Regions from separate parts of the Homo sapiens genome. Here region 2 is linked to region 1. A link is an interaction called in ENCODE POLR2A ChIA-PET data of the cell type or tissue named here. Cell type or tissue: PC-9. All regions are shown on one strand. Each heading gives the region's core, and the rest is flanking DNA. Links, peaks and the distances in the headings are about the cores only.

Region 1 (2,920 bases), core at 145-2,644:
ATAAGGGGACAAAATGTTAACAGTATTTCGTTACCTCTGGTCATGGGACTATGAGTGATCGTTAGTTGCTTCTTTAAATACTTGTCTACATTTGACTCTACAATGAGGCTGTATTACTGCGATAGTCCTAAAGTGTCAATTATTGTTAAAGCTCTCCATTCTGAAGAAGGTCGAGAGGTATCAGGCATGGAGCTAGCTGGTTGTCAGCAGGAGTGAGCCCCATTTTAGCTGGAACCTCATCCTGAGCTGCCCAACCCTGTACGGGCAGCCACCTGCCTTCTGCAGAGTTGTACTGGCCAGAGCATGGTGCATCTGGGGGTGTCTCCTCCCCACAAAGGAAACTTCCATTCTCCGCAAGGTGTCAGAAGAGCTGCCTCTGCTCCCCATGTTCACCTGGCAGGGCTGCAGTGCATTCCTTACAGCTGCTCTTGACTGTGGGACCAGCTTCCAGAACCTTGATTTATGAAACTATTTGGTGTCAGGTGATTTCTCATCAATATCCTATCACCCAACTTTTCATGGTTTGTGGCTGCTATTCCACAAAGCTCAGGCCTTTGAGAAAGCACCAGTGACTCAAAGCACAGGAGAAAGAAGAAGGTCCAAAATGCAACTCCCCAGTTTGGTTCTTACTGCTCAGCTTTCCTTTGAACAAATGACAACACTAGGGACCTGGGAATGGTAGCTGCTGAGGATAGTGTGACTTCTGAGCACAGGGGTGTCCCCAGCCCCTCTCCCATCATGCCTTTCCTCAATAAATGCCTGTGTTCTATACTCCAGACAGGAACACAATCTGCATATTCAGTAGGCCATTAAGTTTAAAAAAAAAAAAAAAGGTCCTGATGAATAGACTGGAAACAAATAGATCAAAACACGTACTCTGTGGTTGATAGAAAAATATTTTTCTTTCTTGCTGTATCTTCCATATTGTCCATAATAAGCAAGTATCTATTAAACAAAATATACATTCTATTTGTTCACCCATACATGAATTCCACAATGAAAGAGTCAGTCATTTGGCTTCAAGTTTTTTATGCTTTCATGATGCAGATTCTCCTAGAAGGTCTTTTACAGTCATGTGGTGGAGTTCATCCTTCTAGAATGAAGGTTTTGGAATTGAGGGACCCCAGAGAGCAGGCTCTGATAAGCCTGAGGAGGTGTGTGGCAGGAGGATGCAGGGGACTGGGAGAAAAGGCTGGAAGGTGAGTTGGAAAATCAGCTTTGCCCATCACAGGGTTTGCCAGGGGTGGAACCTTGTGACTCAGCACATTTTGAATCTTAAGTTCAAACTTGAAGAGCAGCCTTCCTTCTACACACCCTCCCCACTCAGCAATACTGGAATTCCTAGAAAGCCCAGCTGTTGCCTGGAGCACTCAAGATCAGGAAACAATGGCTCTTCTGAGCCCCTCCCTCACCCTTGAATTTCCAGGGCTCTAGTCTTGAGCTCTGCTCTTTCTCTCTGGGAGAAAGGGAAGCGGGAGTCTCTGGATGTTTCACAACAGAAAGTCCCACTCCTGCCACTGAGTGATTAAATATGATTTTTCTTTTAAGAAAAAAGAAGCCTTTTATCATACTCCTAGGGCTGTCAGAAACCATTTGGGCAGATTTTCCTACTCTTGTTTTTACATGCAAAAATGGGAGGTGGATGGGAGGGGAAAAAAATCTTTCTCTTCTAACCATTTTATGTTCATTGGATGAGGCCCTGAACATTAGGCTGTCAAAAGATAGATTAACAAGAGGAAGTCATATTAATTTACTTAATCTGAGTTTTATAAGACACGGGAAGCTTCATGAGAAAATGAAGACTCAAAGAAATGGTTAAACCTGAGTGTTTTTATGCTTGATTTGGTGAAGAGTGGAAAGTCGTGGAAAAATGGGATAGGGCAAAGGTGTATGAACAAAAGTAGCCAACTGGAGGAAACTTGGCAAGACCTGTTCATTCAAATTCTTCTCAGCATCCCTCTGTCTTCAGAAATAAGGATTCTGCTTTCCTCTGGATAGAGGTGTTACCAGAAAGGGATCCTGATCCAGACCCCAAAAGAGGTTTCTTGGATCTCACGCAAGAAAGAATTCGGGGCAAGTCCACACAGTAAAGTGAAAGCGACTTAATTAAGAAAGTAAAGAAAACAAATGGCTACTCCTTAGAAGACCAGCCCTGAGGGCTGCTAGTTGGTTATTTTTATGATTATTTCCTCATTTGATGTTAAACAAGGGGTGGATTATTCATGAGTTTTCTGGGAAAGAGGTGGGGAGTTCCTGTAACTGAGAATTCCTCTTCTTTTTGGACCATATAGCGTAACTTCTGGACATTGCCATGGCATTTGTAAACACTCAAGGCACTGGTGGGAGTGTCTTTTAGCATGCTAATATATTATAAGTAGTATATAATGAGCAGTGAAAGTGACCAGGGGTTTATTTTGTCGCCATCTTGTTTATGTTGGGTTTGGCCGGCTTCTTAACCACATCCTATTTTATCAGCAGGGACTTTGTGACCTGTATCTTGTGTTGACCTCCTGTCTCCTCCTGTGACTAAGAATACCTAAACTCCTGGGAATGCAGCCCAGTAGGTCTCAGCCTCATATTACCCAGCCCCTATTCAAGAGGAGTCGCTCTGGTTCAAATGTCTCTAACAGAGGGAGAGCACATGAAGGTCTCATGACCTGCTTCAAGGGAAGGCGAGAGAGACCTGTCTGCTTCTGCCACTTTCTCAAATTCCTTTGGCTTAAAATATTCAATATTCTAAGGTGCCATGTTTTGGAGTAGCACTTTCTGAACCCCATCAGAGGACATACCTGTCCTCATCTTGGCTCACTCTTACAAAGCACAGCAAGAACAAGAGAGGAGAATTTTCAATTTGCTCAGGAAAATGTCACCAAACCAAACTTGGGTTCACCTACCCAGCGCAGCAAAGTCAAACACTGAC
Region 2 (2,920 bases), core at 264-2,763, 56 kb after region 1:
GGCATAATGCTTGTGAACTCATCGCTGTTGACATGTGGGGCTGTAGCTCATTCATTTTCACTGACATGAGATTCTATTTTATGGCTACAGCACGATGCATTATCTATTTTCTTAACAATTGGACAATTTGTTTGTTTTAGATATTATTTGTTTAGATATTATAAACAATGCTTCCTGGTACACAGAGGCAACAGATTCTCTTAGGTATATACTTAGAAACAGAATTGCTGGGTTTATAGGGCATGCTCACCTTCTTTGCTAATTAAACAAACAAGACAAGACAATGCCAATTCGTTTTCCACTGTTTTACCGGTTTTGAAGGACTTAAATGACAGGTAGGTTCAATCACTTAAAAATGTTTCCAATGAATCCACCAGTAGGTACTAACCAGAAAAATGAGAGAACACATGTTATTAAAATTCTCACCTCAGTCCGGGCTTCAACGTCACACGCAGTTGCGGTGACAGCGAGAGCAGCTTTGCTCTGCACGACTGTGTTTGCAGAACGCAGTGGGCTGATGATGGCATGCATGATGTCGTGATTCTGTATGTTCAGGCGCAGGGGCTCCTGCATGGCCATGTTTGTTAATACTGTAGCAGCGTTGGCAATGGCTCCATCTCGTTTACTAGACAGGAGGTTTATTAATGGATCAATACCATCAGCTTCAGCAGCAGCGCTGAGTAAATGAAAGAGAAATGAATGTGATTCATCTGAATTCAAAAAATTATCTTTGGAGCATGCAACTAAGCTGCTAAAACAAATGAGTACAGAAATACGATTTTAGAAATAAATTAATTTGCCATGCAATGAACCCAGAATTGAGTGCTAGTGATTTAAATGGAGTCTGGGAAATTTTGAGCTATGAATGAATTTAAATAATTCTTTTTCTACTTGTACAGCTTTTGGTTATAGAAAAATATATCATTACTACTTTTTAGAAACCTCAGAAATAGACGACTACTACTTCTTAAAAAAAAGGTACAACCATTATTATTATTATTTTTATTTACTTGTAAGACCAGGAAATTCTATTTAAAGAAACTCTTGTGTGATTTCATACATGAACCATAAAATTCTTAGAAAGTTTTCTTGAAGATAAAATATTCCTAGCTATTAAGAAAACAAAAGCCTTAAATAGTAGGAATGAGTGAGCATGGGAACTCCTGATTTAAGTTAAAATTCATTAGCCTGTCTTCCTCTTCTTCAAATTAGGTTGTTAATTGTAGGCAAAGATGAACAGGTTTGAAAGCAGCAAATCATTCTGCATGTGAATACTGCTTTTACAAATTAAACATTAAAGATCAAAGTCATGATATGTATATAAATAGATAATTTTAGTAATGTAGGCATATTCAGTTATTAAATTTCCTGTCTCTAGTAAAAGACTACAGTTACCATTAATATACTAACATTTTTTCACAATTAGATAGCCTAAATCTTCTTTTAAGAGCACAGAATAGTCCTTGTTTTTGAGCACCCGGTTTTCCCGGGCAGTCTCCCATCCAAGTTCTAGCCAGTCCCCACCCTGCTTAGCTTCCAAGATGAAGCCAGGGTGGAAGGGCTCCAGACACCAGCTGTCCTTATTTTTAAATCAGTTTAAAGCTCATAGGTAGTAAAAATAAAAATTAGAGCATTTTAATGAGTGGAAGATACTTTAGTTATGTTCTTCAATGTTTGGAATTGCTATAAATAGGAGATGTTCCAAGCAATAAGATAAAGAGAGCATCCTGATTTTAAAGGGAGACCCAAAATTCTGTTTTCAAAATCCATTTAAATCATCATAGTAATAGAAGTCAAGACAAGAAAAATACTTGAGATGTCAATAATATGAACATCTAAGTTTTTGACACATTTTTTCATTTAGGACTATATAATAATAACCAAAATTAAAAAAAAAAACAACTGAAGCTATATGATTCAGCCCATCATCCTGTATGGTGATGAATTAAATTTAATTTGGTACTGTCACTTCAATTTGCTTATTGTGAAGGAGGACTCACAACCTCAAGAAAAGAAGTTATGACAATTATCCATCAGAGAGGAGGTAAATGAAATCTCCATAAAGAGACTGGTAGCCATAGGTGTAAGCAGGCTGTGACTGGGGCACCAGCTCTGAAAGAAACTGAACCACAGTGACTGGGCAGGAACGTAATGAAGAGGGACAGCAGCTCTGGAGAATGAAGGGCTCAGTTGGTGTCACCCTCGCAGGACCACCTCCCACCCTGGCTTATATAAACCAGTCCATCAAACACACCACATCCCACAAAGGCAGAGCCTTGCTTCGTTTCTACTCATTCTCCAGTCCTTGTACATTTAACCCTTCTGTGGTATCTCCCATTCTTTCTCTAGGATGACGTCCCTTAAAATTAAAATTTGGTTAGATGACATGTAACCAAAATTGACCTCTACAAAAATATCCAAAGGCCCTATATCACTCACTATAATAGCCCGAGGGTCAGCATTTAATTTCCTTTCCTAGGGGATAAAATAAGCATTCTTAAGATAATTTCACTTTTCATCTTCTCTCCTATTATTAATTGGCATGGCGTTCATTAGGTTTTATGAAAGAGGGAGAAGTTGGAGGTTCTAATATATTAGTTTATCAGAAACATCTCATATTTTTGCAATGGAAATACTGAATACCTTTTACAACTGCCAGCAAAAATGTTAAATTATACATATTTTCTAATTAATAATATATACTTAACCTCCTTAAAAATTAGTTTTTTCCTTTGACTTATTTTTGAGGTATTTAATGCAATCAGCCCCTTAAACCAAATACCTTGTATTTGTTAATCATTATAAATATGCTTGGCCAAAATGCATGATTCCTTTGTCACTTGGTGGTTTTCCCTCGAGAATGTTCACTTTTTAAAACATCCTGTAGAGTTAAGAAAGAGCATACAATCGCAGGGTACTT

The links. ChIA-PET counts read pairs that join two places held together with the same protein. Peaks named below come from ENCODE experiments on the same cell type or tissue, not always from the same donor. Only the 100,000 strongest peaks of a DNase experiment are listed, where the experiment ranks them.
Region 2: POLR2A ChIA-PET joins it to region 1 with 7 read pairs; 4 of 35 experiments call an interaction of 5 or more read pairs at or near these places.

What each region holds. Positions count from the first base shown.
Region 1 is chr10:23,051,643-23,054,562 of GRCh38, reverse strand. The region is part of intron 2 of LOC107984215 (a long non-coding RNA gene); the gene reads left to right. Among named protein-coding and RNA genes, the nearest start is that of MSRB2, 42 kb to the left of the region's middle. RefSeq lists an enhancer at 1,914-2,414. In PC-9, for the core only: no CTCF peak of the experiment used is centred there; DNase peaks (open chromatin) are centred at 1,352 and 2,542; H3K27ac peaks cover 963 bases.
Region 2 is chr10:22,995,904-22,998,823 of GRCh38, reverse strand. It overlaps ARMC3 (armadillo repeat containing 3), which reads right to left. Exons shown (of 19, transcript NM_173081.5): 11 at 427-676. The region is part of intron 2 of LOC107984215 (a long non-coding RNA gene); the gene reads left to right. It also overlaps the pseudogene RNA5SP304. Among named protein-coding and RNA genes, the nearest start is that of ARMC3, 69 kb to the right of the region's middle. In PC-9, for the core only: no CTCF peak of the experiment used is centred there; no DNase peak of the experiment used is centred there.